Linked DNA regions of Homo sapiens: region 1 is linked to region 2. A link is an interaction called in ENCODE POLR2A ChIA-PET data of the cell type or tissue named here. Cell type or tissue: endothelial cell of umbilical vein. All regions are shown on one strand. Links, peaks and the distances in the headings refer to the core of each region. The heading gives the core; the rest is flanking DNA. Region 1 overlaps MINPP1 (multiple inositol-polyphosphate phosphatase 1). Region 2 overlaps ATAD1 (ATPase family AAA domain containing 1).

Region 1 (16,247 bases), core at 7,529-10,028, 260 kb before region 2:
TTATTAATGTATGATGCAATTTCATTGCGTAGCATCTCTACAACACATTTAATCTTCAATCTCTATTTCTTTAGCCTTTTCTAGCTATTCTCATGCGTTACAGCCATTATAAATGGGGAATAATTTTACCCCAAGAGTTTCCTGACCAATATGTGCTTATTTCAGCTGTGCGGATTAGTAAGATGTTAGTGTTCCTTTTTCACACTTAACATTTTCAATAATTTGAAACTGTCATTTATGTCAGTGATTTACAAATACATATAAATTTTTTTCTCTTTCAGATATGGAGTTTGGACCTCCAACAGTTAATGATAAACTAATGAGATTTTTTGATCACTGTGAGAAGTTTTTAACTGAAGTAGAAAAAAATGCTACAGCTCTTTATCACGTGGAAGCCTTCAAAACTGGACCAGAAATGCAGAACATTTTAAAAAAAGTTGCAGCTACTTTGCAAGTGCCAGTAAATGATTTAAATGCAGGTAATATGTCTGTTGTCTTTTATTTGAACTTAACAGTTTAAATAATTTTGAACTGTGAAAATGAAAACATAAGGAAACAGTCTTTTTTAAAGACCCATAATTGATCTACATTAAGAAAATAATATGTTCTGGGTCAAAAAAATTGTATACCTTGTGCTTACTATTTACCATTTTTAGATTCATATTCTTCTTTGAGTGTTATTTAAATTACTGTACAAGATTCTAGTTATATTCTGGAGTTTTTTTGAGGGCAGAGTAATATAAAGCCTCAACTGTAGGCATTATTTTTAAAACAAATTATCTTTTCTGAATTTCCCCCTGATAAAGTGATACAAATGGAAAAATCATATAAATTCTTTAGCTTTTGAAGCAGTTCAAAAGTACCTGTTAATGTGTAAGAGGGGTAAGTTTTAGAAAGTGAAAAGCAAAGTACTATGATGTTTTTTGAGTTATATGTAGCAATGCTGAGAAGATGAGCAGTCATGTCTATCATAAGTTATTGCAGTGGATGGGCTGACTATGCAACTTACCATCCAAACTGGTGGGACACTTTCGAAAGTGAAAGGGAACACTATTAATAATTTTGCCAGGAAAGCAGGTGGGAAACCATGGCACATGGTCACCTAGCAATGGGAGATTAAGAAAATAAGATTTTTTTCTGTTTTCTAGGAATTTATGTTCCATAGGGTAGATGTTGACAAAGATACATGCAAAGATTGTAGATTACATTATACTCTGAATTAATTTCCAAAAGACTGGAAGTAGATGTTGGGGAAAAAATAGATTAGAATTTATCAGTCACAGGGCCTGGATGCTTTATAAGGATCAAAAAGAAGATGCCTAGACTAGCATTTGAAATTGAATTTTTTCTCTCTCTCCAAACTGGCAGTACATTGGCATCGCCTGTGGAGCTTTAAAAATTATTTACTTTATTGGGAAATAATTCAAACACGAAGATAACAAAAAAGGCTAATGTGGTGAACATCCCTATACCCACAACTTGGTTTTACTAAATTTTAACTTTGTGCTTCAGTTACTTGCCTTAAATAAATTGAGGTCTACTGGTCCCTTTCCTGGATCCCATTCTTCTTCCTTTCTCACCAGTGGTAATTGTTGTCATGAATTGAGCATTTATATTATCCCATGCCAGTTTTATACATAAATGGGATATTGTTTTGCAGATTTTAAAACTTTTAAGAGTGGTATCAAAGTTTATACCAGTCCAAAATTCTATTTTTATGCAACTTTTTGTTTTTGATGTAATGTTTGCAATTCTAGTCCTACATTTTAAATGTATGTATTTCATTCTACATCTATACCAATATCTAGCCATTATTCTGTTAGTAGGCAGTTAGGTTGTTGAAAAAGATTTTTTAAAACTATGTTTAGTCTCTGAATGGGCAAGAATTATGTATTTTACTGATGAAGTAACTGACAGCAACTTCTTTTTGGAAGCAGTATTAAGTATAGTGGTTAAAATAATGGATTCTGGAATTGGACTATTTGCATTTGAATCTTGACTCTACTATCCTATTGAATAACTATGATTTTTGACAAGTTTATTAATGTCTTTATGCCACAGTTTCCTTTTCTGTAAAATGAACATGGGAATTATTCTTGTCTTATAGGATTATTGCAAAGATTATATAAGATTAATTCATACAAAGCATTTAGTACCTGGCGCAGTAATTGCGCAATAAATACTTTTGCTATTTAAATACCCTTTTGTTTACATAGGGGGTGATGCTATATGTATTTTCAGTAACTTACTATTTTTACTTAACAATATATTTGTCTCTAGACAAATATAGAACTGTCTCATTCTTTTAAATCCTGTGTTATTTCATGGGACATATGAATGACTCGATTTGTAAGTCAATGCTAGTTAAATTGTTTAACCCATCATCGAATTTTACTGCTGTAAGAGGCTGTTGCTAATGCAGTCCAAATTCTTTTTATAGAAACCATTTTCCTACTGAAGTTTTTCTTAGTTTTTAACTCTTTCAGGTAATGCTACAGTGAACATTCTTGTAGTCTGTTTTTTACACTTGAGAGTTTATTTGTAAGATAAAATAGGTGAGGCCGAGTGCCGTGGCATAACCTATAATCCCAGCACTTTGGGAGGCCAAGGTGGGTGGATCACTGGAGCCCAGGAGTTCAAGACCAGCCTTGGCAACATGGTGAAACCCTGCCTCTATCAAAGACACAAAAGTTAGCCAGTCTTATAACTTGGTCTCCAAATAAATAAATAGATTTCTAAAAATGTTTTTTAAAGATAAATAGGTGAAATTGCTGGGTTAACACACATGAATATTTTACATCTTGACATATATTTTTAAATTGTTCTCTGAAGGTGTAGTAAAAATTTATATCCACAGTATATGAGAATGTTCATTTTCCCATATCTTCCAACAGTAGATATTATTAGTCATTTTAATTTTCGCCAATTTGATTAATGAAAAATAGTATCTAGCTTTAATTTGCAGTTCTTTGATTACTTCTGAAAGTGAACATATTTTCATGTTTAGTAGCCATTTGCATTTCTTCTAAAAATTACCCCTTCATAATTTTGTTCATTTTCTATTGGGTTATTTTTGTTTTCTTATGAATCACAAATACCTTTTATGTATTATGGATATATTAATTATATCTTTTAATTCTGCCTGACAAAGGATTCGCCCTTTGCTTGTTGTATGTTGCTAATATTTTAATTTCTTGCTTATCTCTTAGGTTTGTTGATGGTGCCTTTGATTGCACAGAAGTTTACATCTTTTACATAGCCATATCTGTCTCTTCATTATGGCTTCTGAGTGTTGTATTTTGTCTAGGAATCCTCCCACCGCAAGATTATTATGTTTTCCTATTGTCTTCCTTTTTTGTTGTTTTATTTTTTTCTCAGGGGAGTGGAGGGAAAGGGTCTATTTCGTTTTTTAAATATTTAAATTTCTTATCCACCTGAAATATTTTTGAGGTTCTGAAAGATTGACCACGAAATCAGAAGGGTCATAACAGATAAGTCAGAGCTATAACTTAAATAAGATAGTGTATCTAACCTCTTTACTTTGTAAGTGGGGAAATTGACACTAAAGAGAGCTTACCCAGGATAATTAGTGGTAAAGTCAGGTCTCAGCCTGTCTTCATCTGATGCTTTTTCTCCCTGTACTCTGAAGAGTTTTTTGGTGAATTTTTTTTTTCTGGTAAACTCTCTTCCGGTTTAAGAATATACCATGTGGACTGACTTCATAGTTTCAGAATTAGAGCTTCGAGTGTAAATAAGCCAGGTCCTTTCATCAAATGTACCTGGTACTTACAAGCCACTATATTGTATCAGGTATTGAGATTATAAAACCTTTTCTTTACGTAAGCAAAGTTTTGAATGGCTTTTCTGTATATTCCCAATGAAATACATTTTTTTTGTATTATATACTGCCTCAGGAATTCTTTAAACTCAGAACTAGTGCAAAATGCATGTAACGCCAGTTGATTTTTGGTCCCATTTTCCTTTAGGAAAACAGGAAAGGCAGTAAAATTAAAGAAAAATCAAAGCAATGGAGGCAACCACTGCAGTTGACTTTTTTTTCTCTCTAGCATTAAATATCACCCACTTCTCATTGACTAGAGAGCAGCAGTGTTTTTATTTACTAACAAAGGCTACTTTTTATAGCCCAAGCATTCATTCCCTTATCACTTCTCTTCAATACCCATATGTATCTCAAAGTAATGTAATCAGCAAATTAGCAGTGTAAAAATGCTAGATAACTTATTCTGAAATCCACTTCCGAAATCATTTGAGCAGCTAAGTTTGAAAAACTCATGTTGGTACCAACATTTCTCTCTTTAGTGTGTGATTTTTCCCTTTTTGTGCTTCTCCTCCTTGGCTGTCTCTCCTTTCTCCTTCCCCCTCACTTACCTTGCACTTCCTTCCCTCTCCATCTCTGTAGTCTTCTCTCTCCTTTTATATCTTTTCTGTACTTACTGCTGCTTCTTAGTTATAAAATGAATTGTATAATTTAAACTGTTTAATAAATGTACTTTGTTATTTGTAATTTTCAAGTCGGGTACTAAAACCTTTATAACCTTAGCCCCCCTCCTTGAACCCTCTAAAATTAACAAAATCATATTAAGTTTTATATAGCAAGTCCTTGGGTTATACTTTTTGTTGATATTGCTAGGCAAATATGCTCTTAACAAGTAATTGCCTGAGGCAGGAGGATTGCTTGAGCCCAGGAATCCGAGTTTGCAGTGAGCTGTGATCACCACTGCACTCTAGCCTGGACAACAGAGCAAGACCCTGTCCAAAAAAAAAAGGCAGAAAAAAGTTACCAATTACAGAAAATTTCTTAGTTTTATTGGGCTGAAATTTATACTTCCTCATGGTTTCTTCCTGATAGTTCAGTTCTGCACCCTTAAATTACACAGAGAAAGTCTCTTAATTCTTTGATAGCCAGGAAGAAACTAAATTATTTCTTCCCCAAACTGAAGATGTCCATTTTATTGAGCTGTACCACACATGGCATTCTACAGATATTTAGCCTTTGAAAAATTGCAGAAAATAATGACCCACAAAATTTTACCTTTTTTTCCCCCCAGATTTAATTCAAGTAGCCTTTTTCACCTGTTCATTTGACCTGGCAATTAAAGGTGTTAAATCTCCTTGGTGTGATGTTTTTGACATAGATGATGCAAAGGTAAGTATTATTTTTGCAGTTTCTTTGCTTTTTTAAAAAAATTTTTTTTGGCTTGCTTGTTTGCATTTGGTTACTTGAAGCAGCTTTTCAGAAAATGAGTAGTTAGGGAACATAAACTGTTTTGTGACTAACTCCTAATTTTCCTTAAATAAAGAGAGATTAAAGGTTCAAATTGGTCCCACCTACTTGTAAATAGTTTAGGTTCAAAAAACTCTGGAAACATTTTTTCCATGATGATTTGATTTCTAAATCATCCCATTTACAGACCTACTTTTAACCCATCATCAAATTTTACTGCTTGGAAGGGATTATAGAGCTGATATAATCCCAGATTCTTTTTATGGGAAGCCAAAGCTCAGAGAGAATAAATGGGTTTCCAAAGTCCTAGCAACTATTTTATAACAGTTTTCATGGGAAATTGTGTTCTGTGTTTTACAGTGAACACTTGTATGTCCTTCACCTATATTTACCAGTTAACCTTTTTTGCCACATTTCCTTTATCACTCTCTCTACTATATTAGTTTCCTATTGGTGCTCTAACAAGTTACCACAAACTTACTGGCTTAAAACAATATAAGTTTATTATCTTATGGTTCTGGAGGTCAGAAGTTCAAATTGAATCTTACAGGGCTGAAATCAAGGTATCAATAGAGCCGTATACAATAGAGCCGTATTCTTTCAGGGGGCTTTAGGAGAACATCTGTACCCTGCTTTTTCTGATCTCCAGAGGCTGCTTGCATTTCCTATCACTCAGACTTCTGACGGGTACATCTCCAGCTCTAACTGTCCTTCCTGCCTGCCTCTCGTAAGGATACTTGTTGATTACACTGGGCCCACCTAGATAGTCCAGGATTTATCTCTCCATCTCGAGATTCATAAGTTAATCACACTGGCAGATTCCCTTTTATCAGGTAAGGTAACATATTCATAGGATGTCAGGGATTAGAATGTGGACATATGGGAGCTGTTTTTTCTGTCTACCGTGTGTATATAATCTTTTTTTCCCCGCCCCACCATCAGGATGCTTCACCCTTAAATACTTGGGCATGCATCTAGGACAAGAACATTCTTTTGTATAACCACAATACAGAATACTATAGTTCATATTTATGTATATCATATATATCACAATATTTTCTAATGTACAGTCAACTTTCAAATTTTCACGTCTTAAGTCTTTTATAGCTGTTTTTTGTTTGCTTTGTTTTATAAGATTCAGGATCTAATAAGGGATCATTCATTGCATTTGGTTGCATTTCTTTTAGTCTCGTTTAACCTGAAAGAGTGCTCCAGCCTTTCTTTTGTCCTTCGTACATTGGCGTTTTGGAAGAGTCTAGGCCAGGTTTTTTGCAGAATGTTTTTGGATGTGTCTGATATTTTTTACTCAGGATTAGATTCAGATTAAACATTTTTGACAAGAGCACTACGTAAGTGATATATCCTTCTCAGTGCATCATATCAGAAGGACTGATGTCTGCTTGTCATGTCATTGATTATTATTACTATTTTTTTGAGACAGTGTCTCTCTCTGTTGCCCAGGCTGGAGTGCAGTGGCGCAATCTCAGCTAACTGAAACCTCTGCCTCCCGGATTCAAGTGATTTTCCTGCCTCAGCCTCTCCAGTAGCTGGGATTACAGGCGTGTGCTACCATGCCCAGGTAATTTTTTTATTTTTAGTAGAGATGGGGTTTCACCATGTTAGCCAGGCTGATCTTGAACTCCTGACCTTAGGTGATCTGCCCGCCTGGGCCCCCCAAAGTGCTGGTATTACAGGCATCAGCCACCACTCCTGGCCAGTGATGTTTGATCATTAGATTACAATGGTGCCTGCCTGATTTCTTTATTGTAGAGGTACTTTTTTTCCTTGTAAATAAAGAACTTCTTGGCCGGGCGTGGTGGTTCATGCCTGTAATCCCAGCACTTTGGGCGGCCAAGGCGGGTGGATCACCTGAGGTTAGGAGTTCGAGACCAGCCTGGCCAATGTGGTGAAACCCCGTCCATACTAAAAATTAAAAAATTAGCCAAGCGTGGTGGTGCACACCTGTGATCCCAGCTACTCGGGAGGCTGAAGCAGGAGAATCGCTTGAACCCAGGAGGTGGAGGTTGCAGTGAGCCAAGATTGTGCCACTGCATTCCAGCCTGGGCAACAAAGCAAGACTCTGTCTCAGAAAAAAAAGGAAAAAAGGAAAAAAAAGAACTTCTAATTTAAATGACTGTGACTTGAAAATTTAAATACATGTTTATTAAATTAATTGAATAATAGTTTCTTTTTACATGTGAAAAGAAATTAAATTCTTCTTTTAAAAATTAAGGTTGTCTTTTGATTGAGGTATTTTCTATTATTTACTTCAGCAATTTGTTAGAAAATAATTTATCCCTGCTTAGGACTTTCACTGTGAAATAGGTTTATATGCTGAAGTATTTACAGGTGAAATAAAATGATACCTGGGATTTGCTTCAAAATAATACAGTGGTGGTGGTAGGAGCAAAGCTGAAATGGGATTGGTTGAATGTTGATTATTGTTGAAGTTGGATGAGTACACAGAGGTTCGTTATACTACTGTTTTATATTTTTTATGTGTTTAAAGTTCTTTGTTAAGAATTTTTTTTTTTTTTTTTTTTTTTTGAGACAGAGTCTTCCTCTGTCGCCCAGGCTGGAGTGCAGTGGCCCAATCTCAGCTCACTGCAACCTCTGCCTCTTGCGTTCAAGCAGTCCTCCTGCCTCAGCCTCCCCAGTAGCTGGGATTACAGGCATGTGCCATCATGCCCGGCTAATGTTTGTATTTTTAGTAGAGACGGGGTTTCACCATGTTGGCCAGGCTGGTCTCGAACTCCTGAACTCAAGTGATCCGCCCGCCTCACCCTCCCAAAGTGCTGGGTTTACAGGTGTGAGCCACCGCACCTGGCCAAGAATGTTTTTTACAATTAAAAATTAATAGACATTTATGAAATTCTGAGATAATTAGATATCCTGGACTTTGTGTACCTTCAGCAAGCATTTTTTGAGTTTCCGTTCTGTGACAAGCACTTGCTTGGAACTAAAGACACTAACATAAGATAGATATTGTCCTCAAAGAATGCCACAAGGAATGAAAGACATGTAACTAAACCATTGCAAGACAATAGGATGTCTATACAGTGATAGAAGTATACTCAGATGCTCCTTAAGTTATGGTGGGGTTGCATCCAGATAAACCCATGGTAGATTGAATATCTTAAGTTGGAAGTACATTTACGACTTACAATGGATTTATCCAGACATAGCCTCGTTGTAAGTCAAGGAGCGCACTGAAAGTGTATTGCTTTTGAACCATTGTAAAGTTGAAAAATTTTAAGTCAAACCATCATAAGTTGCAGACTGCCCATGAAAGGTGTAGTGGGGCACAAAGGAGAAAGTTAATTTGTAGGATAGCTTTTTTGCAATTTGTGTCTGCTTTAATAAGTATATCTAGATTTTCTCTCTCCTGGGATTAGTTTTGGTATTTAATATACCTATAAAAGTCATTTATGTTATCCATTATTTGCTGAATTAAGCAAATATATCTTTTGATTTTAAAAAGTGTTTTCCTTCTCTGAAATTATTTCTCCGTAATTGTGTATTTTTGCTTTCAATTTTTTCTTTATTACAGTAGTTTATTGTTTACTAATTTATTTTTTCCCTAAGAAACAGTTTAGCTTTATCTGTTTTTGAACTTTATAATGATGGAATTACTCAGCGTGTGTTTTTTTTCTTTTGGTATCTAGCTCTTGTTCAACATTAAGTTTTTAAGATTTATTTGGGAGCTAAATGGTGAGAACACATGGACAGATAGAGGGGAACAACATACACTGGGGCCTTTCAGAGGGCAGAGGATGGGAAGAGAGAGAGGATCAGGAAAAATAACTAATGGGCACTAGGATTAATAACTGGGTAATGAAGTAATCCATACAACAAACTCCCACGACACAAGTTAAAAAAAAAGCTTCCCATTTATAGATTGCTACTTAGAAGGCAGGGATTTGAACTGGGAGGAATTTAAAATGATCTTGACCTGTTGTGTTGTGAAAAGGTTTACAAATTTCAGGAAAATATACCTCTTCTCAAATGGATTGGGAATTATGAGGTCACAGACATTTCTCAGGATTCCGTAAAACATGTACCTGTAGCAGAGTATTAGAGGAGATTGAAGCAAAGGGGCAAGCGGTAACTTCTTGGGGGCGATTAAGTCATTGTATTATCATGGTGGGGGCAGGTTATACAGTTGTTTATATTTGTCGAAAGTCATCAGCCTGTATATTTAAATCATGTGTATGTAAATTACAATTTAATAAAGTTTTAAAAATGAAAAAAGATTTATGAGGTTGCATATAGCTACAATTTTTAATTTTCATTACTGTATAATATTCCATTATATGAATATTTTACAGTTTATTCATTATCTTTTCAGTAGACATTGTTTTTAGTTTGGGGCTATTATGAACCTTGTTGCTATGAACATTATTGTATATGTTTATTGGGGTACAGGTATACCTGTTTCTGAAGGTGTATGTCTGGTAGAATTATCGATTCTCATGCTTCAGCCTCCTGAGTAGCTGGGACCACAGGCATCCGCCACCACACCTGGCTAATTTTTGTATTTTTAGTAGAGACGGGGTTTTGCCATGTTGGCCAGGCTGGTCTTGAACTCTTGACCTCAAGGGAGCCACTTGCCTCAGCCTCCCAAACTGTTGGGATTACAGGTGTGAGCCACTGCACCTGGCCTTTTTTTTTTTTTTTTGAGACAGAGTCTTGCTCTGTCACCCAGGCTGGAGTACAGAGGCGTGATCTCGGCTCACTGCAAGCTCCACCTCCCGGGTTCAAGCCATTCTGCTGCCTCAGCCTCCCGAGCAGCTGGGATTACAGGCACCCGCCACCACACCCGGCTAATTTTTTGTGTTTTTAGTAGAGACGGGGTTTCACCCTGTTAGCCAGGATGGTCTCGATCTCCTGACCTCGCAATCCGCCTGTCTCAGCCTCCCAAAGTGCTGGGATTACAGGCGTGAGCCACCGCACCCGGCCCTTTTTTTTTTTTAAATATAAAGTTTTAGTGGTAAGCATGTGAGAATTTTTTAAATCTCCAGTTGCCTCCTTTTTATTTCTAATAGTAGATTTTATTATTTGAATAGATTGAACAGACTATTATCTAATTCCTTTTTAAATTTCTTAGTGTTTACGTCTCTTTGTTAACTTCTTGATTTCATTGCCTTTGTGTAAGGACAGACTCTCTCAAGCCGTGTTTTTCCTTTACTCTCACACCACCATCACAATCATCAACACAGAAGACTTCTGTGACCAAATGTGTGGGAGCCTTTCCCCTGCACGCCAAGCAGGAGACACCAGCTGGGTGTCCTCCAGTTCAGATTTGACATTGTCTACCTGGAGGTAGTATTAGATCCCACAGGTTGAGGGCTCAGTCCCCAAGTGCCCCATCGGTACTCTTCTGTTCAGCTGGCTTCAAGTTGGCGTTCCCATGACCTCTTCTTTGGGTTCAGTTAATTTGCTGTAGCAGCTCACAGAACTCAAGGAAACACTTTTGCTGGTTTATTATAAAGGATGTTACAAAGGATACAGATGAAGAGATGAGTAGGGCGAGATATGGGGGAAGGGGCGTGGAGCTTCCATGTCCTCCCTGGGCATGCCACCCTCCAGGAAGCTCCACATGTTCAGCTATCTGTAAGCTCTCTAAACCCAGTCCTCTTGGGTTTTTATGGAAGTATTCCTTCCCCCCAGGATATGAGGCAGGACCCTTTCAGGGCAGGATCTTAAGACCCCCAGAAAGGCAGGAAGATTAGAGTTCTGCCTCCGCACAGGTGAAAGGGAGGCAGGAGAGAGATTCTGTTTCCTGAGGCCTGCCCTGGAGGCCTAACACACCCAGCATTATACCAAAAGACTACAACAAGGGATATGGGAGTTACAAACCAGGAAGTGTGGACGAAAGCCAATATATACATATCATAATACCACAGGTCAGCCCCTGGTTTTCGAAGAGGGATACCTTACATCAAAAGAATATATACAATCATTAATAATCCAGTCCATCATCTGTATGAATGTCTTCCAGGGCAAGGCCACTCAGGTTTGCCAGCTTCCTTTCAATCCTGTCAGGTTCCAAAACCAGGAGTGGTCTTGGCAAATTTATGGCTTCACCCTTTCATGCATCTGTCATACTTGAGCTAAGAGACAGCGTCACCTTTTGCTCTGAGCCCCGTTCAAGGCGTTCATGTAATATGTCATTTCCTTCAATTTATAACCCGTTTATTCATCCTTTTTCCCTCAGCTGTTCTCCTTTTCTTCATTAATAAATATCTACACTGCTACCTTTGGAAGGGACACAAGTTGCCATTGTGCTGTGCTAGTCTAGATTGTAGGCAGCAATGCTAGTGTAGCAAGTAGCTCCTCCTCACCCCTTTAATGTATTTTTTGTTTTGTTTTTATATATGGCACTGACCCACCCCTGCTCTTAAAACTTACTATGACATGCACTTAGTTTCTCTAGGAGCTCTTTCGGGAAGAAAGGTTTGTGACTATTGTAGTCATCTTGAACCTCTTTTGGGTTACATATTTTAGTCCCCTAGTTGTGGTTTTAGCTACAGGTTTTAGTTCTAGATAGAGATTTCAGTTCTCCACTTCTACATGAGCAAATGATCAAATGATATGTAAGTGGAAAATTTAACCCTCAGATAAAGGCTACTTAATTACCAGCTCCCGGTTCCAGACCTTTCAGCAGAGGTTAATAACTGTAATCAGTGATAGGTAGGTTTCAAACCGTTTTCTATACTTTTATAATCTGTATCATTCTTAGAAATATAAAAGGTATAGTGTGTGTGTGTGTGTGTGTGTTGGTAATAAATGGTATTATAGGGTATGTATTATTTTTAATGGGTTCTTATTCAACATTGTGTCTTGGAGATTTTTCCATGTCAGTACATGGAAATCTATAATATAGAACTTTTTGATAACTGCAAAGTATTCTGAAGTATGTGTATACCATAGTTTATTTAACCATCTACCTACTATTGGAATTTAGTTGTTTCTGGGGATTTTTTGGCTTCTATAAGCAGTGCTACTATAAGTCATTCTTGTACATTCTCCCTGGTGTTCCTCTGTGAATATCACTTTATAAGAAATGGAATTAAATGGGTCATAGGGTATGTGTGTTTTCATGGATTTTGCCAATTTGCCCTCTAGAATGTCTATACCAATATACATTCCTTCCAACAGTACCCATTTCCCCATATCCTTGGTACACTTTTATTATTATTTTTTCACCAAACAGATACATGAACCAAAGTAACTCATTTTCTATTTGACTTCTACCTTCTCAAAATTCTTATACATTTCTCATCCACCTATGGTATCTTTCTGTGCTTTAATGAATATTCTTCTTCTTTATTCTTTCTTCTAAATGTATCCTTGACATTTAGAAGAAAGAATAAAGAAGAATATTAATATAATATCATCTTAATATAATGTTAGAAGAAAGGAGAGGTGAGCACATGTCCTTACTCCACTCTCTTGAGCTGTCCTGACCTTGGATGATTGGCTGTGAGCACTTACTGGCTTGCTCTTGCACACCAGCATCTACATTCCCCCAATCCAAATTTGTGATGCAGCATAAATCTCTCTGTGGTATGAACCTTAGGGACCAACTCTTAAATGCTGGAAAGGACAAATACTATATTTTGTGCAGAATGGTAATTAAACATTGTAACCATTTCTTAGAGAATCATTATTAAATCAGGGAATCTTGTTATATTTTTGAAAATATATTAGAAATTATTTTTGAATTTTTTTAGGTATTAGAATATTTAAATGATCTGAAACAATATTGGAAAAGAGGATATGGGTATACTATTAACAGTCGATCCAGCTGCACCTTGTTTCAGGATATCTTTCAGCACTTGGACAAAGCAGTTGAACAGAAACAAAGGTAAGAACTTTCTAAAAAATGTGAAGTACATTTTGAGTTACTACTAAACTTCTGGAAATTTTTTTATAATGAGTAATTTTAAAAAATAGTTTTTGCTTGTGTTTTAAAAAAATTTTAATATAATGTGATACAAAAGAATTCGATAACATATATGTAAATTATAAAACATACGAACCTTCCACTCTACCCAAGAACTAGAATATTCATAATAAATTGCATTTGTTTACTTATGTGTTCCTCAACTATTCCATTTTCCTGCCTCCTCTTGCCCTTCCCTTTCCTCCAGAAACTATTCTTTGGAATTTTGTATTGGTCATTCCTTCGCCTCTTTAAAACAGTTTATATTATGAATGTATTGGTGCCCAAAGAATATATTTAGTTTTTCTTGGAATCATACTGCTTATTGTCTTTTGGGACTTGCTTTGTTTCCCCCCTCAACTTTATGTTTTTAATATTCAACATATTATTGCATATAGCTGTAGTTCATTTTCACTGTAGTACAATATTCAATAATGTGAATATACCATCTACTCTTGTCAGTGGGCATTTAGATAGTTCCTATCTTTTGCTGTTATAATTAGTGTAATTATGAACTCTATGTGGCTCCTGCTATGAATGTGCAAAATGTTTTTGTTTTGAAAGAGAAAAAGCTTTTGTTAACATTTATAATCTTCAATTAAAAATAATTTTTCATGACTTGAACCTTTGATAGAACCTCAATTCCAGGCTTGTTTCAAACTTCTGGGCTCAAGGAATCCTCTCCCGTTGGTCTCCCAAAGTGTTGGGATTACAGGCATGAGCCACTGCACCCAGCTGAGCACAGAGAACTTTGTAGGTGGTAGAAGTTTTCCCAAACTGGATTGTGGTGATTACACAGACAGCTGTATACATTTGTTAAGATATCTAACTCTTTAATTAAAACTGATGAATTTCATGGTAGTTATGCTTCAGTAAAACTTAATCTGAGTATTTAACAAAAGTGTAAAAAAAAACGGAATGAAATAATTTTTTGGTAAAAGTGGAAAAATTTTTTTTAAAGAAGACTCCATTTTTCTGAATTAGTAAAGTTTTTTTTTACAAGGCAACACCAAAATGCTTATGACATAATTACTGAAAATGTTTTAAAATTATTAGATCACTTCCCTGCATTGATGCGCAATATATTGGAAAATAATTGAATTTTTTTAATTAAGGATTTTACAGTGTCATAGGGTCATTATTTTTTAAAACAGTTTGAGAAATAATTCATATGTAGGCATGTCTCAAAGATAGTGCAAGTTCAATTCCAGACCACTGCAAAAAAGTGAATATCACAATGAAGGGAGTCACACAATTTTTTTGGTTTCCCGGTGCATATAAAAGTTATGTTTATACTATAATAAGTGTGCAATAGCATTTTGTCTTAAAAAACAATACATACATACCTTAATTTAAAAATGCTTTATTACTAGGAAATGCCCATGATCATCTGAGCCTTCAGAGAGTTGTAATCTTTTTGCAGGTGAAGGGTTTTGCCTCAGGTGTTGAGGCTGCTGACTGATGAGAGTGGTGGTTGCTGAAGGCTGGGGTGGCTGTGGCAATTTATTGTAAAAGAAAATATCAATGAGGTTTGCTGCATCAGTTGACTCTTTCTTTCATGAAAGATGTCTCTGTAACACATGATGCCGTTTAATAACATTTTACCCACAGTAGAACATATTTTAAAATTGGAGTCAATCCTCTCAAAGCCTGTCACTGCTTTGTCACTGTCACAATCCTTTGTTGTCATTTCAACAATATTCATAGTATCTTCACCAGGCGTAGATTTCATCTCAAGAAACCACTTTGTTCATCCATAAGAAGCAACTCCTCAGGTGTTCAAGTTTGATCATGATATTGCAGTAATTCAGTCACATCTTTGGGCACCACTTGTAATTTTCTTGCTATTTCCACCACATCTGCAGCTACTTCCTATCATCCATGAGGGTTGGAATCAGCCTCTTCCAAACTCCTGGTAATGTTGATATTTTGACCTCCTCCCATGAATTACAAATATTCTTAATGGCATCTAGAGTGGTGAAACCTTTCTGGGAGGTTTCCAGTTTACATTCCTCAGATCCATTAAAGGCATCACTGTCTATGACAGCTATAGCCTTATGACATTTATTTCTTAAATAAATAATATTTCTCTGTCATATGAAATTTCTGTTTTTTTTTTTTGAGACAGAGTCTCGTTCTGTCACCCAGGCTGGAGTGCAGTGGCGTGATCTCGGCTCATTGCAAGCTCCGCCTCCTGGGTTCACGCCATTCTCCTGCCTCAGCCTCCCGAGTAGCTGGGACTACAGGCACCTGCCACCACACCCAGCTAATTTTTTTTTTTTTTTGTATTTTTAGTAGAGATGGGGTTTCACCTTGTTAGCCAGGATGGTCTCGATCTCCTGACCTTGGATCCGCCTGCCTCGGCCTCCCAAGAAATTTATTTCTTAAATAATTTATTTCTTAAATATTTCTTAAATTTATTTCTTAATTAATTTCTTAAAATTTATAATGAAATCAAAATTACTACTTGATCTATGGGATGCAGAATAGATTTTGTTTTAGCAGACATGAAAACAACATTAATTTCCTTGTACATCTCCATCAGAGCTCTTGGATGACCAAGTGTATTGTCAATGAGCAGTAATATTTTGAAAGGAATCTTTCTTTCTGAGCAGGAGGTCTCAATAGTAGGCTTCAAAGAGCCAGTAAGCCATGCTGTGTAAAAATAGATGTGCTGTCATCCAGGCTTTGTTGTTCTATTTATAGAGCACAGGCAGAATAGATTTAGCATAATTCTTACGGGCCCTAGAATTTTTGGAATGACCAGTGAGTATTGGCTTCAACTTACAGTCAGGAGCTGCGTTATCTGCTAACAAGAGAGTCATCCTATCCTTTGAAGCCAGACATTGATGTTCTAGATGGTATCTTCTTCCAAAAGAAGGCTGTTTTGTCTACATTGAAAATCTGCTTAGTATAGTGACCTTCAGTTATCTTAGCTAGATCTTCTGGATCACTTGCAGTTTCTACATCAGGACTTGCTGCTTCAACTTACATTTTTGTGTTATGGAGATAGCTTTTTTCCTTAAACCCCATGAGCTAACCTCTGCCAGCTTC
Region 2 (16,247 bases), core at 1,588-4,087:
TCAGGAAAAATAACTAATGGATACTAGGCTTAATACCTGGGTATGAAATAATCTGTACAACGAACTCCCCAAGACACAAATTTATCTATGTAACAAACCTGCACATATACCCCTGAATTTAAAATAAAAGTTTAAAAAAAACTCTTTAAAACAAAACATAATTTTTTTATCATTTCACATTTAAAATAATCAGACCTAAATTTACATCCCAAAACTTTAACTTCATCAATGAATACCCTAAAAACACTATCTTTTATGTCTCATGTCTCTCAAGAGGAAGAATATGTCATCAGTCACCAAGGTTTCCAGAAACAGTGACCGGTTTCATTGAGCCGTTCTCTATTTCTATTTCCTTGGTGACCATATTACAAGAAAGCTAGCTAGGGTACTGGGCTCTCTTCATAATCATAGAAAAGACAATTCTAGAGAAGAGCTAACTGGTTCATATGAAAGTAGAATATGTCTAAAACTATTACTCAAAATTAATAATATCAACTTTAACCCCCGCCCCCAAAATACAATAAAGGTTAAAAAGTGACCGCAGTTTAATAAAAAGGCAGCAGCATTTGCTCTCTCAAATCAAAACTCATCATAATGAAAACAGTAATTGCTATTAGTGCAATAAGGAATTTTGGTTCTGAAAACTCTGTTTTAAGTTATGCTGTACCAGAATCATACTGTGGAGCTATAGATGAAGTGGCTCTGGAGAAGACTTCATCCAATTGCCTCTATATCCCCTGCTGAAAATAGTTGAACACTATGCTCTGACAGGGTACATAATATTAAGATATTTTCTCTTACATGGGCTAACTATCCAATTGTCTAAGTGCTTTAAGTATTATTTCTCAGGGAGAATAATTAGTTTTTGGCAACCTGTACATGAGTCCCATTGATAAACCGCATAGATTTATCAAAACCAATTATTAATGAAAAATGTTTCTATTAATGTTACCTAAATTTATCTATGTTATGTTTTTTCTTGAACCATTCAACAAAAGCTAAAGGCTGTTTTCCTCATAATAAAACTACACTTTCACAAACATAATGTAGAAGGAGGACATGTGGCTTAATTTTCTTCTTGAGAATGATGTTGTTCAGACTTTTGACTTATGCTAATGCGGTGGGCTTAAGGGATCCTTAAACCCTCTGGCCACAAAAAGAAAATATTTAAAAGACTCAAATAAATTAATCTACAATTTTGCAAAGAAGTAAACGAATTAAGCTAAGGCTGGAGGTAAAGCCTATGTACTTAACTCAGGTTAATTCCTCATAACAGTTCTGAGGTAGGTAATATTCCTCCCTTTTTATAGATATTATTCCCTCTATACAGATACAGAGTGATTATAAAATTTGGCCAAGGCTACACAGCTTGTTGATGCCAGGGTTCTGATTTTCTAATCCAATTAGAAACATGAGTAATAAGCAAGAGCCTATCAAAACTGACCTGGTAGATGTGAAAAACAATCTAAGAATTTCTAAAACTGAAAAATATAATACTTGAAATAATAAGCTCAATGAAAGAGTCAGATAGTAGAAGAGCTTCAAATGAACCAGAAGAAAGGAAAAGAAATTATCCAGGACATAGCACAGAAAGACAGAAAATATGAAAGAGACGTTAAAAAAGACATGAAATAGGCCAGGCACAGTGGCTTAACCTGTAATGCCAGCCAAACTTGGGAGGCCAAAGCGGGCAGACTGCTTGAGCTCAGGAGTTCAAGACCAGCCTGAGCAAGATAATGAAACTCTGTCTCTACAAAAAAAACACCAAAATTAGCCAGGTGTGGTGGCGTGCACCTGTAGTCCCAGAGACTTGGGGTGCTAAGGCAGGAGAATCGCTTGAGCCCAGGAGGTTGAGGTTGCAGTGAGAGCCATGTTCACGCCACTGCATTCCAACCTGGGCAACAGAGTGAGACCCTGTCTCAACAAAACAAAACAAAACATGAAATAGAAATAAGGTCCTACATATATCCAACTTGCATTCCAGAAGGAGATAAAACATGGAGAACAATAATTGAAGAAATAATAACTGAATTTTAAATAATTCTAAATATAATACTTTTTTTAAAAAGGCAAAAACAGATTACAAAATAGGAAATACTAAAGTTGGCTGGGCGCAGTGGTTCATGCCTATAATCCCAGCACTTCAGGAGGGTGAGGTGGGTGGATCAGTTGAGGTCAGGAGTTCAAGACTAGCCTGGCCAACATAGTGAAACCCAGTCTCTACTAAAAATACAAAAATTAGCTGGGCATGGTAGTGCACGTCTGTAACCCCAGCTACTTGGGAGGCTGAAGCAGGAGAATCGCTTGAACCCGGAAGGCGGAGGTTGCAGTGAGCCGACATCACACCACTGTACTCCAGCCTGGGCGACAGAGCAAGACTCCATCTCAAAAAAAAAAAAAAAAAAAAAGAGAAAATACTAAAGTTAAAACAACAAAAGAACACTGTTAACTTTTCCATGAGATATAAGTAAGTGATTCATTAAAAAAAAAAAAAAAAAAAGGGAAAATGGTTCTAGGATGTTTATTTCCAGCAATCTGGCTGAAAAAACAAACATGCCAGATTAACTTCTTTTTAACTTTCTTTTAAACCACTAAGCTGACAAGAAAGCACAGAATATTCAGAGGCCAAAAACTAAATGAAAACTGGGAACCTGAAGAGGAAAACTGAAAAATAAAGCTCTCTTTCTCTTTGGTCACATAACAGGGAACAAGCTATGGTTTCACAGCCATACAGGAGGAAGAGGAAAAGCCTAGGATACAAGTCTGTCTCGTATAAAATTGGGATCCTAAAGATAGGCATAGGTGACAGGAAGTGAGAAAGTGTTGTCAGTTTCAGCTACTAATGAACTCTGTCAAATGAAAATCAGGGAAGTGACTAAGAATTGACAGTATAAGGAATTATGGTGAAAGTCAAAAGTAAGAACCGAGGAAAACAGAAAGAACAGTTTTTTAAAAAAATGTACACAATACCCACGGACACTAGTCACTTCCTCTCCTTAGCACTGTAGGTTCTGAAAATTCCAAGGACAGGCTTTACTCTGGTGTTTTCTCTTCTGCTGTGTCTGTTTCAGGCATTTAGGCAATCTACTAATGTTTTGGTAAACACGAAGTCCTCAAATTGGATAAAGTTTATACAAACCATATTCTTTTGGATCCTTATCACTTAGTCATAAGTGTAAATAATTATGAAAAAAAAGTTTGTACAAAAGCATAGTAAGTAGCCCAGCAAATTTTCTATTAAGAACAAAAAAACCAACACAAGTTGAGGGCAGATTTTATTCAAATACCTGGCAGCTGTGATCAGTATCCAATCCATCCCAGAGACTCATAAACTGAGCTTTCATCATGGCTGTAGCTTCATGGTCAGAACTTGAACGGTTTCGTAGAAAGGAGTCTAGAAGTAAAAGGTCCTTAACCTTAGAAATTAAGAATTAATTATTTACCCTTTTTTTTGAGACAGGGTCTCACTCTGTTGCCCAGGCTGGGGTGCAATGGCGCAATTACAGCACATTGCAACCTCGAACTCCCAGGCTTAAGTGATCCTCCTGCCTCAGCCTCTCGAGTAGCTAGGACCACAGGTATGTGCCACCATGCGGAGCTAATTTTTTTTTTATTTTCTGTAGAGACAGGTTGACTATGTTGTCAAGGCTGGTCTTGAACTCCTGGCCTCAAGTGATTCTCCTGCCTTGGCCTCTCAAAGTGCTGGGATTACAGGCATGAGCCACCATGCCTAGCCTTATTTTATTTACTCTTTATGTAATTTCAAATGTTCCTAACATACTGAAATGATAAAACGTTTTAGATGATGGGTATTCTAATTACCCTGGTCTGATCACTATATACTATAGTGATCATTGAAATGTCACTCTGTACCCCATAAATATGTGCAATTATTATGTCAATTAAGAAAAATGAAAAGAAAAAAAGTGTTTTAAAGCTGAAAACTTTATGAAAGATTACAAAAAAATTGGGCTATGTGTTTTAGACATTCTGATACAATAAACTTGGTAAATTATTAGGCAAATTAAAACACAATCATTCATAATTTTTGTTTCTTCTCTAAAAATACATTCATGACAACATATGTAAGAAAAATGAAGGATCTAGTACTGAGAGGCTGGAAGAGTTATGTGGAATCTCAGATGAAAGCCTGTGTGTTTTGCCTCTAACTTTCTAGGTCACCTGAACCCTATGTGCTCTTAGTTATGTTGCATACTTTTTTCTCATGCAGTTTCCTGTTAATAAATAAAAACGACATGGAAAAATGAGCAAAACACTATTAAGCCGAAAAATGTAGGACAGAAAATGATTTAAAACATATATGCTGGAATGTACATACATATGTTATACAAGGTAAAAAAAGGTTTTATGGAAATATACCAAAATGCTAATTACGTTGTATTATAGCTCAGGGATGGATTTAAGGACAAGTTTAACTTTCTCTTTTAAATTATTTTCTGTCTTCCAAATTATCTACAATGAACATGAAATGCTTTTTTAAAAAAAGGGGAAAACAATTTTATTTTAGAATATAAGACTGAAAGGTGCTACATCCTAATAATTTAAAAAAAAAAACAGTAAAAATAAATCTAGGATTTTCTAGTACAATCCCCATTTCAAATGTTTTGTCTTATATCCCTATAAATCACTTTTATTTCTGAATAACTATTACATTTTAGCATTGAAACTACAACACAAACTTTGTCGATCATACATGCAAGTGGCACAAAAATATCTTGTAATGTGCTATGTCCACACTTCAAAAAAGTATTTTTTATAAAAAGTAATTTCAGCAAAAACACATTACCATGACACATGAGAGTCCTGCAATGGCAAACATATATCCTAGATTTATTTAAAGTTTAATTCTGTAAAATCTGTCCTATCATTGGACTATAATTCAAACTAACCCATCTATTCTGAAGGTGGAAAAACCAGTCATTTTAAAACTGCCTAATTTTTAAAGATAAATTTTAAAATTCAACTGCCTACTTAATCTTCCTAATCTTCACTAAGTGGTTTTGGCAAGATGGTTACTTAAAATAATATGAAAAAATGCTAGATATGTATAAATAATTACATCCATCATTAAATTGTGAGTGGATTAAAGTCTCCAAATACATGACTAAGATATTAGAATAAATTAAAAAAAAAAAAAAAAAAAAAACTCAAGGCAGGCAGATCACTCAAGCCAGGGGTTCGAGACCAGGCTGGGCAACATGGCAAAACCCCTCCTCTATTCAAAAAAAAATTTTTTTTAAACAACTATATGCTTGCTTAGAAGAAACATACTATAAATATAAGGACTCGGAATGATCAAAAAATAGAAAATGACACAGGTTGAGTATCCCTCCCTTATCCAAGATGCTGAGGACCAGAAGTGTTTCAAATTTCAGATTTTGGAATATTTGCATATACATAATGATATGATATCTTGGGGATAGAACCCAAGTCCGGATATGAAATTCATCTATGTTTGATATATACCTTATACACATAGAATGAAGGTAATTTAATACAGTATTTTACATAATTTTGTGCATGAAACAAAGTTTTGACTGAGGTTTGACCACAATCTGTTATATGAGGTCAGGCATGAAAGTTTTCCACTTGTGGCATCATGTTGTTGCTCAAAAACTTTCGAATTTTGGAGTACTTTGTATCTTGGATTTTTGGATTACAGATGTTCAATCTGTATCTGCAAACACAAACAAAAAATTGGATAGACTTTTTTTTTATAAAAGTAAATGCACATCTGACAAATGGTGCTGGAGCAATTGGACATTCATCGGCAAAAAAACGGACCAACACAGACTGTAATTTTCACAAAAATTAACACAAAATGGATCACAAATATACATGTAAAACACAAAACTATAAAACTTCTAGGAAATAATATAGAAGAAAATCTAGGTGACCTTGGACTTGATTAATTTTTATGTCTAACACCAAAAGCATGATCCATCAAAAATAAATGTGTAAGTTGGACTTAAAATTCCTGGCTGGGCATGGTGGCACTTTGGGAGGCCGAGGTGGGTGGATCACTTGAGGTCAGGAGTTTGAGAGACCAGCCTGACCAACATGGTGAAACCTCATCTCTACTAAAAATACAAAATTGGCTGGGCATGGTGGCGAATGCCTATAATCCCAGCTACTTGGGAGGCTGAGGCAGGAGAATCACTTGAATCCAGGAGACAGAGGTTGCAGAGAGCTGAGGTCGTGCCACTGCACTCCAGCCTGGGCAACAAGAGTGAAACTCTGTCTCAAAAAATATATAAAATAAAATAAAACAAAATAAATAAAATAAAATTCGTGCTATGTGAAAGATACTGCTAAGGAAATGAAATGACAAGCCACAGACTGGCAAAAAATATTTGCAAACACATACCTGGTAAAGGACTTGTACCCAAAATATAAAAAGAACTCTTAAAGTTCAACAATAAGATAATAACCTAATTGTTGTTCCCAACACAAATAAATGATAAATCTTTGAGGTGATGGATATTCCAATTAGCCTGATTTGCTCATTGCATAGGTGCCTCATACATATGTACAATTATTATGTATCAATAAAAAATTAAAAAATCAAACAATAAAAAATATTACAATTGTTTCAAAATGGGAAAAACATTTGAACAGACACCTCAACAAAGATACACAGATGACAAATAAGCACATGAAACAATGTTCCACATCATGTCATTACGAAAATGCAAATTTTAAAAATGGGAAACTATTAGATACCTATATATCTATTACAATAGCTAAAAATCCCCAAAATTAATAAAACCAAATGCTAGAGAAGATGTATACCAATAGGAACCTCAGTTATTGCTGGTGGAAATGCAAAATGGTACAGCCACTTTGGAAGACAGTTTGCTAGTGTCTTACAAAACTAAACACTGTTTTACCATGTGATCAAGCTGTGGTACTCTTAGGTATTTCACCCAGTTGAGATGCAACCTGTGTCCACAGGAAAACCTACACATGATGCTGTCAGCAGCATTACTCCTAATTGCCCAAAACAAGGTGTCATTTTAATAGACGAATGGAAAAACTAACTGTGGTACATCTACATAATAGAATATTATTTAGCAATAAAAATAAGCTATCAAATCATGAAAAGATGTGGAGGAAACTTAAATGCATATTGCTAAGGGAAAGAAGCCAGTCTGAAAAGATTACATAATGTATGACTCCAACTGTAACATTACAGAAAAGGTAAAACTATAGAGACAGTAAAAAAAGATCAGCGGATGCTAGCAGTTTGGGAGGAAAAGGGAAGGACAAATATTTGATACTATTGTGTATGAGACTGTAATGATAAATAAAAAACATTATGCTTTGTCAAAGCCCAAAGAACTGTGCAACACAAAGAATGAACCTTAAACTATGGACTTTGGTTAATAACAATGTATCAATACTGGTTCATTATTAAATGTCTCATGCTAGTATTAATACTAGGAGAAACTATATATCTGGGGGGCATATGGGAACTCTCTATATGATTTCTGCTCAATTCTGCAAACTTAAAACCATTATTAAAAATAAAGACTATTAATGTATTTTAGAAAAGGTTAATGAAGATATGAGGTTGCAAGAAACAAAGAAAAAAAATCCCAGAGTTCAGAAAAAAGTGGAACTGAACATAAGAGTTGGAAAACCTTGATGTGATTATGCTACCGTCTGTTGTGTTTGTATACACAGCAGGTATGCATATAGACATATACAGCATCAAAAGGTTCTGCTTTGTTGTTAACATCTACATACAGGCTGAAGCCAAGATGCTTGGAAGGATTAACACTCACAGAAAGTGTAGACAAGAAAAAAAATTTTGCTCGTCACTGTACAAGGAAACTTGTCCATCTTTGCCTGGGCTCTGAGGGGTAAAAATGTCCTCCTTACACAAAAAACTAGGACCATGGGGAGTCTCTTTCAGGTATGAAGTCTAAATTTGTACCACCATTCAGTCTGGGAACACACAAACTGAGAAATTATCTAAAATTGGTTTTGAACGATCAGACCCCTGAAGTTCTAAGCTGAGGACAGAAAAAGTACTCTGGATCTTCTTAGGCAAAAAAGAATTCTCATATAAAAGCAAGCCTAAAGCCATCTAATGTTACAAATGACACAAGGAAACAAACCACTATTAAAAAAAAGTCAACATAAAGTAAAATTAGAATTTCAGAAAAGAGCAATTCAAAAACTACACAAAAATAGTATGTTTAAAATTCTAAAGATATAAAAGGGATTGAAATTCTAAAATAACAAGCTACAGTAAAAAAAGGGAAACATTTTATAAAGAACCAAACAGAACTTCTAAAGTTCAAATATAATCAACAAAAAACAAACCCAATAGTTGAAAGATTAAATATAGCCAAGGAAAGAATTGCCTTTATAATCTACTCAAAAATTGAATTATTTTTAAGTTGTACCATTATTTTGTGTACCAACAAGAAACTTAAAATGCTGCCAACTCAATTGTAACATGCTATCCTAATTTCGAAGATGTTAAAATGTAAAAAACAAAACAGTATGTCTTAGAATTGATGAAATACTGTACAGAACTAAATGACAAACTGTAGAAATGACTCAAAATGGAAGAGATGAAGAATTTTTTTTTTGAAGATGGGGTCTTGCTCTGTTGCCCAGGCTGCAGTGCAGTGGCATGACCTATGCTCACTGAATATCCTCAATCTCCTGGGCTCAAGTGATCCTCTCACCTCAGCCTCCCAAGTAGCTGGGACTAGAGGCATGCGTTACCACACCCGGCTAATTTTTGTATTTTTTTTTGTAGATATGGGGTCTTACATGTTGTCCAGGCTGGTCTCAAATTATTGGACTCAAGGAAACCTCCTGCCTTGGCCTCTCCAAGTGCTGGGATTACAGATGTGAGCCACCACACCTGGCCTGAGAATTGTTTTTTTTTTTAATGGGAACATTGCAACATGCAAATATATACAATGGCTGAGAAATCCTCCAGAATTAATGAAAGTCACACATCCTCAGATAAGTGGCTTAGCAGGCTAAATGAAAATAAATGCAGACCTAGAAAAAAACCATACTTAAATAGCAGAATGACATGAAAATCTAACAGCAACTAGAGAGAAAGGATAGATTACTTACAAATATAGGGCAATAAGGAGAATTCTCAAAAGCAACAAGATTAAAAAGATTAGAATGCAGTGGAATTGTAGCTTTAAGACGCTGAATGTGATTCTGTATCATTTAAGAGAGAAAGTAGAATTAACACATGTTCACACACAGGAAGAATCTACTCTTTGTACAACCTTTGCTGAAAGAACTTTGAAAGACTTCAGTAAAAACAAAGTTAAATCCAGAAAAGACAAGATCAAACAAGCAATGGTGAGCAAAAAACCTAGCAAACGTGGCACTAAACAAGCAATGCCAGTATAAAATAGCAATTAATATCGAAGGTAGAAGAAAAATAAAATGTTTAACAATAACATGTAAGAGATGAGATATTATTATTACCTAAGAGTTCTAAGTTCTCTGTGAATTATTTGGAAGGAAGGTAGAGATTACCCTTGACTTTTAAGTTGATATTCTAAACGTTTCACTAAAGTAAAAGAACGTATAACTTCTAAACCTGTAGCAAGAAAAAGGGAATAAAGCAAAAAAGTCTACTAGACTGGTAAATTAAAAGCAAAAAATAATATAGCAGAAGTAAATCAGCTAGGCGTTATAATCCCAGCACTTTAGGAGGCTGAGGCAGGAGGATCATTGGACCCCAGGAGTTGGGGACCAACCTAGGCAACATAGTGAGACTTCGTCTCTACAAAAAAATTAAAACATTAGCAGGGCATGGTGGTACACGCCTGTATTCTCAGCTACTTGAAAGGTTGAGGCAGGAGGATCGCTTGAGCCGGGGAGGTCAAGGTTGCAGTGAGTCATGGTTGTGCCACTGCAATCCAGCCATGACAGAGCGTGAAAAAAAAAAAAAGAAATCTGAATTATCTCAGCTATCATAACAAAATCAAACTAATCACACTTCCCAGTTAAAGAGAAGCTTAGATTAAAATTTTTAGACAATATAGCTAATAGGCCAGGTGTGGTGGACACACCTGTAATCGCAATGCTTTGGGAGGCCAAGGCAGGGCAGATTGCTTGGCCCCAAGAGTTTTAGACCATCCTGGGCAACATGGAGAAACCCTGACTCTACAAAAATTAGTGGTGTGTGGTAGCACACACCTGTGGTCCCAGCTACTCAGGAGGCTGAGGTGGAAGGTTCACTTGAGCCTGGGGAGGTTGAGGCTGCAGTGAGCCATGATCACGCCACTGCATTCCAGCCTGGGTAACAGAGTGAGATGCTGTCTTAAAAAAAAACAAAAACAAAATAAACTAGCTATATATTCCTCTGTTCAAGATGCACACCAAAACACCAAAATAACTGGAGTAAATTGATGAGAAAAGATACATAAAGCAAACAAGTAACCAAAACAAAGCTATACTACATATTTGTATCTATTTTTCTCTCTACATATTTACATAGCCTATCATACTAAATTTAACAATAATAAAATATAATTCAAAACTACAGTAATAAAGCTATATAAATATATATCCAATACTAATAATACTGTATTAGTATAACTATATATATTTATATATACATCGTACCAGGAACAGAACAAAAATATTGATCCATAATATAGCAAGAGTCCATTAATATAAAAGTCATGACATACAGCAAAGGATAGTCTAGTTTGCTGTCTTTTTGGAAAAGAATGAAATTAGATTCCTATCTCATGTTATATATAATTTTTAAAAAGAGAACATTTATGGGGATAGTGAAGGTATTTGTAAACCAGATACAAAACGTATAAACCACAAAGGAAAAATACTGACTATAGCCAAATAATAAACTGTAAAAAAAAAACTATCAGAAAAAAGATAGACTAGAAAATAGGTGTAATCATAATAAACATCAACAAAAGAAAACTACAAATAACTCCAAAGAAATATTGACAATTCACAAATAAGAAAACCCAAATGGCTAATCAACATGCTAAAAGATGCCCAAGTTTACTACCAAGCAGGAAAACATAAATAGGTATAATAACTAAAGAACTGGTAATCCTAGTGAGGTTGAAGATAGATATATCACACAACCAAATGATTCAACTTCTAGGTATCTTTCCCGGGCAAACATATATACATGAGAAAACATGTACATGGATATCTACTGCATACTGTTTGTAACAGAGAAAAGACAGAAAAACCTATCTATCAAGTAGGGGAGTATATAGTCTATGGTTCATTCTACAACACAGAAATTATACATAGCATATTATGATGTTGGTTATGTTCTTTGTTTTATTAACATGGCCTAATAAATGTTAAAAACTAAATCTGGTTATCTAAATATCTCTAAAAATGGCCTTTAAAAATACTCATATAGAAAACATAGCATACCTATTTCATCTATAAAGATGATGGATGGTTGTAGCTTTATGGCAAGGGAGAAGACAGCAGCAGCCAATTTCTGAGATTCTCCATACCACTTATCGGTCAGTGTCGAAGGCTGAAGGTTAATAAATCGACAGCCTGCTTCTTTGGCTGTGGCCTTGGCAATCAACGTTTTACCACAGCCTGGAGGCCCATAGAGAAGAACACCTGGAAATGAATATGTTATTTATTACCTTTAAGGGGATATTTGCTTCAATTTATATGATAATCAATAGAATAGTAATTCCTTCCACAAAAAACTTTCCCAATATTCAATTCTGCTTTTATTTAATCTTGTTTATAGTAGGTAAGATAGAAGAAAGGAAGATGCCATGTTCTAAGCTCAGTGTCAGTTAAGAGCATGTATTTGGGGATTACAGCATCCTGTGCCCTCTCCCTTCATGAAAAGGTTCAGTTTAAATGCTCACCTTGACATCCAAATTCATACCACTTTATCAACAGTTGAAAAACAAAATCATCTAAGGCCCTCCACCTTCACAAGCAAACAATGCACCATAGTGCTTTGATATTAGCCTACAGAAGGTAAACAACTTCAAAACAGATTGTGGCAAACACTGTTTTGCTGTTGCTCACAGATTAAGTTTTAGCCAAAGGACATGTGCCTTTTTCCAAACAATCTTTTCCTAAAAGAAACAGAAATTATCAGTCACTCCTGTTTTAATTTCCAAAGAATAAAACTATATTATTAACCTATGGTCTCCATTAACAGCATTTTGCTGCTAAATACAATTTAAGGTAACACTTTTAATACAAGGGATCTAGAGGTTGGGATCTTGAACATTTTGGGAACCACCACCAACTGTTTCTCAACTAAAATGAGATAGCATTTTCTAAATTTAATAATATTAAATATATAATAATACTAAATATATAATACTAAAATTATAATTTTACCAAATTACTAAACTCAGTACTACATGATCTGGCACCTAAACTTAGTACTAAGATGGTTATTAAAATAAACCATCTACAGACAGCCCTAACAAAAACTGTAATAGGCAGACCTCTCAAAATATTTGTTTAATTCAAAGCTCAACTTTTCCTATGAAACAGTATTTTTTAAAATGCCATCTATATAGATGGCATGCTAGGGTGAACTGGAAGGGATCTGGAGGAGTCCAAAATTTTCTTATATATAATAAAAATAAAATTCAAAATGAGAGGAAAAATAATTTTGTATGAAAATTCCCAAAAATATCTCAATTTAAAAAAAAAAAGAAATCTGCACCTGATTCCATAACTCTAGCAATTTTATTTTTCACATCAAACACTTCAAAATAATGTTCAAGCTCTTCCTCAAGCATACATAGAATTTTCTACTGGTCTTTATAATTCTTGAAGATTCAAGTTCTAACAGCAACTAATCTAAGTTTAATCATATGAAACTAAACTTTTCTAAAGCTGACTTTTAAATTTAAATCCATAAGCTTTACCAATACATGTTAATTGTATTTTCAAGCATTCTGCAAATTTTAATTAAGTTCACTTAGGTGCTTAAAATTTGGTTAAGTCAGTTATAATTTGAATCTTCTACTGACATTTTTCTTTTGGATGGCTCATATGAAACAATAAAGAATAGTAATCTAAAACCACCTGTTTGCAGATACTTGGAATTATTAATTTCATCATTTTGATCACATAATTTAATATAGAATGCATATCCATTATAAAACTTTTATACACATGTTACTTAAATCTCTGGGTTTTTATATTGTTACACTTGGTACTTTCTTAAAAACTAAATTTCAAGGTTTTTAGAACAAAGTATTTATGCAAAAGCCTCCATATTTTGTTGACTTTGTAGCTACTCTACCACTTCATAAACATATTCAGAGATTTTAGAGTGTTGTGTTTGATTCAAATTATTCATCTATCACTTGGAATATTTCCCTTCTAGTAGATCGGTTTTGTTACTTTTTAGCAGGATTAAGTTTTTCCTCTTCAAGGATTACAATTAGTGTTATTAACTGAGCAGTTATGAGTGTCTGGAGTGCCTAAAGATTCAATATGCAAAGAAAGCTTGTGGCTATCCTAACTTTCTGGGGACAGGCTGTAACAGAGAAGGTACACAAGCTGTCAATATTCCCTTCTTGACCTGGGTAGTAGTTACATAAGTGTGTTAGCCTTATAGTTATTCAGTAAACTGCTTTATCCCCATTCCTGTGGCTCACGCCTGTAATCCCAGCACTTTGGGAGGGCGAGGTGGGCAGATCACGAGGTGAGGAGATCGAGACCATCCTGGCTAATACGGTGAAACCCCGACTCTACCAAAATATAAAAAATTAGCCAGGCATGGTGGTGCACGCCTGTAATCCCAGCTACTGGGGAGGCTGAGTTAGAAGAATCTCTTAAACCCGGGAGGCAGAGGTTGCAGTGAGCCGAGATTGCGCCATTGCACTCCAGGGTGGGCAACAGGGCGAGACTCCGTCTCAAAAAAAAAAAAAAGTTACACTAAAATTCAGATTGGCTTGTCTGACAAATTATCAGTGAGTCTAGAGATAACGTTATTTAGAGTGGCACCTTTTCTATATACTTTCCTAAAATGGTCTCCACAGTGATAATAATTACGATGGGTGACAAATGAGTACTGCAATGAATGTGAGGCATTTAGCTTTTATTATTAGCTTTGCAACCTTTAAATTAGTTCTTTGAGCTTAATCTGATACTTTTATAACCAACTTCAACAAATAAAAACTGTGTTTATTATCTTAAGCTTTATAGAGGCTTAAAAATTTAAACTCCTTTTTAAGACGGATGTTTTTGGTAATGGCTTTACTTAGTAAGTGCTATATGCAAATAAAAGATTTAGGAAGAGGATGGGCACAGTGGTTCACACCTGTAATCTCAACACTTTGGGATGCTGAGGCAGGAGGATAACGAGCCCAGGAATTCAAGACCAACCTGGGCCACAAAGTGAGACCCTGTCTCTACAAAAAATTAAAACATTAGGCAGGCATGGTGGTACATGCCTTGCAGTTCCAGCTACTCAGGACCCAGAGGCAGGAGGATCATTTGAGCCCAGGAGGCTGCAGCAGTGGGCTATGGTTACACACTCCAGCCTGGTGACAGTAAGACTCTGTCTCCAAAAAAAAGGATAAGAACAAAAAAAGTATTGGGATACACAAATCTAAATTTGAGATAATCCTCATTTGTGACAAATATTCCACCTTATTAGTGACTATTTTTCTTTTTTGGACAACTGTTTATTGGCTTTAACATAAAATTTGTCCAAATGGTGCAAAAATACACATCTATATAAATTAAATCTACTTAAATATAAAGTACTTGAGAAGAATATGGGTCTTTATAACAGAAAATCTATTTTTAAAATTATTTTTTTCCTTAGGTTACTCACAATTTAAAGAATGCACCAAAACATGAAGTATAACATTCACAAATGTAATAAAATTTATATACCAAAATAACAATACAGAATTCAGAAAGTTTACAGAGGAAGCCATATGGTATTCAGATGGATTTTGTTGGAATTTTAACTGTTGTAAATTTTTAGACGTTTGAGGGAAAAAAATCACTTTTTAAATATAACCGTCAATATCTTATGTGTGCCCCCATTTCCCTGTCACCAATTAGCGGCATCATGGTGTGCATTAGCTTCAACTTTGTATCTATACACAATAGTTACATATGACCTCATGCACTGCATGGATACTGCAGTCACTCTCCAATTATCTTTTTGTAGTCTGTGTGAAGCAGTGATCACTTTCAGCTCAGATAGCAATAAACTGTCTAAGGATAACATAAAATTGTCAATAACTCTAACCTAGGTAACCTAGTTCCAGTCCCAAAATGGAACAAACAAGGATGCATCTGATTTTACACTCTGCTTCTATACACCAATATCCAATTTATATTGAGGGTCAAAAAGTAAATTAATGATCTTCAAAACTGTTATTCTTGATTAAAAATTGTCCAGACATAAAGGTGAAAAAGTTCAAATAGCAAAACTTTATATAATCAGAAAATATTCATGTAACTTTTAAATTGGACAATGCTTTCAAATAAGAAGCAAATTTACATATAACTTTTGAAGTATTCCCTGCATAATTTGGTATCCACTCTGCTAAATGGGTCTTTAAACCAAGTCCAACTGGAGAAATCACCCAATTACCTGGTCTAAGATAACACTGATAAAAAAAGAAGCTTTCTCCAACAGCATATAAAAGGTATTTTACTTTCCTAAATTCACTAGCATTGTCCAATTGAGAACTAAAAATGCAGAAAAGTCATTTTTTGTTCAGACTACAAATAACCTGGAAGAGGGTAGTAAAGACTTAACTAATCCAACTATAGCCATACATTTTTGATCTGGGCTCAAATAATCATTCAAAGTTTTTTTTGCGGCAGGGGGGAAATCACAATAAACTGAGTGTTTTGTTAGGAAAAACTATAAGCAGTGTTGTTATTTCAGAAAACAAAAAGAAATACCTAATAGCTTTGTTGTTTTAATAATAAAAGAACATGTCATTTTTGCTGTTAACTGTCATCCTCCACTTACCAGAAACAAAAATTATGTAGTTCATAAAAATGCACAGGTACAGGCTTCAGTTACCTTTGATATGTAAATTAATGCACTTTATTGATATAGCTGCAAATTTAGAAAGATTATAAGCATTATAATTTAAACATACATAATGCTATTTTGATATTTTTAAAGATCCACTTTTTTGAAAAATCAATGTGACTAATAATTTAAGTCTTGACTAACAACATATCAAACCCATATAGTTTTGGCAATG

The links. Peaks named below come from ENCODE experiments on the same cell type or tissue, not always from the same donor. Only the 100,000 strongest peaks of a DNase experiment are listed, where the experiment ranks them.
Region 1: POLR2A ChIA-PET joins it to region 2 with 8 read pairs; 3 of 35 experiments call an interaction of 5 or more read pairs at or near these places.

The regions. Positions count from the first base shown.
Region 1 is chr10:87,508,055-87,524,301 of GRCh38, forward strand. MINPP1 (multiple inositol-polyphosphate phosphatase 1) reads left to right here. Exons shown (of 5, transcript NM_004897.5): 2 at 282-479; 3 at 5,070-5,167; 4 at 12,982-13,115. Among named protein-coding and RNA genes, the nearest start is that of MINPP1, 11 kb to the left of the region's middle. In endothelial cell of umbilical vein, for the core only: no CTCF peak of the experiment used is centred there; no DNase peak of the experiment used is centred there.
Region 2 is chr10:87,773,034-87,789,280 of GRCh38, forward strand. ATAD1 (ATPase family AAA domain containing 1) reads right to left here. Exons shown (of 10, transcript NM_001321967.2): 5 at 11,437-11,637; 6 at 3,288-3,394. All of the region lies in intron 1 of LOC124902476 (a long non-coding RNA gene), which reads left to right. Among named protein-coding and RNA genes, the nearest start is that of ATAD1, 37 kb to the right of the region's middle. In endothelial cell of umbilical vein, for the core only: no CTCF peak of the experiment used is centred there; a DNase peak (open chromatin) is centred at 2,968; H3K27ac peaks cover 1,414 bases.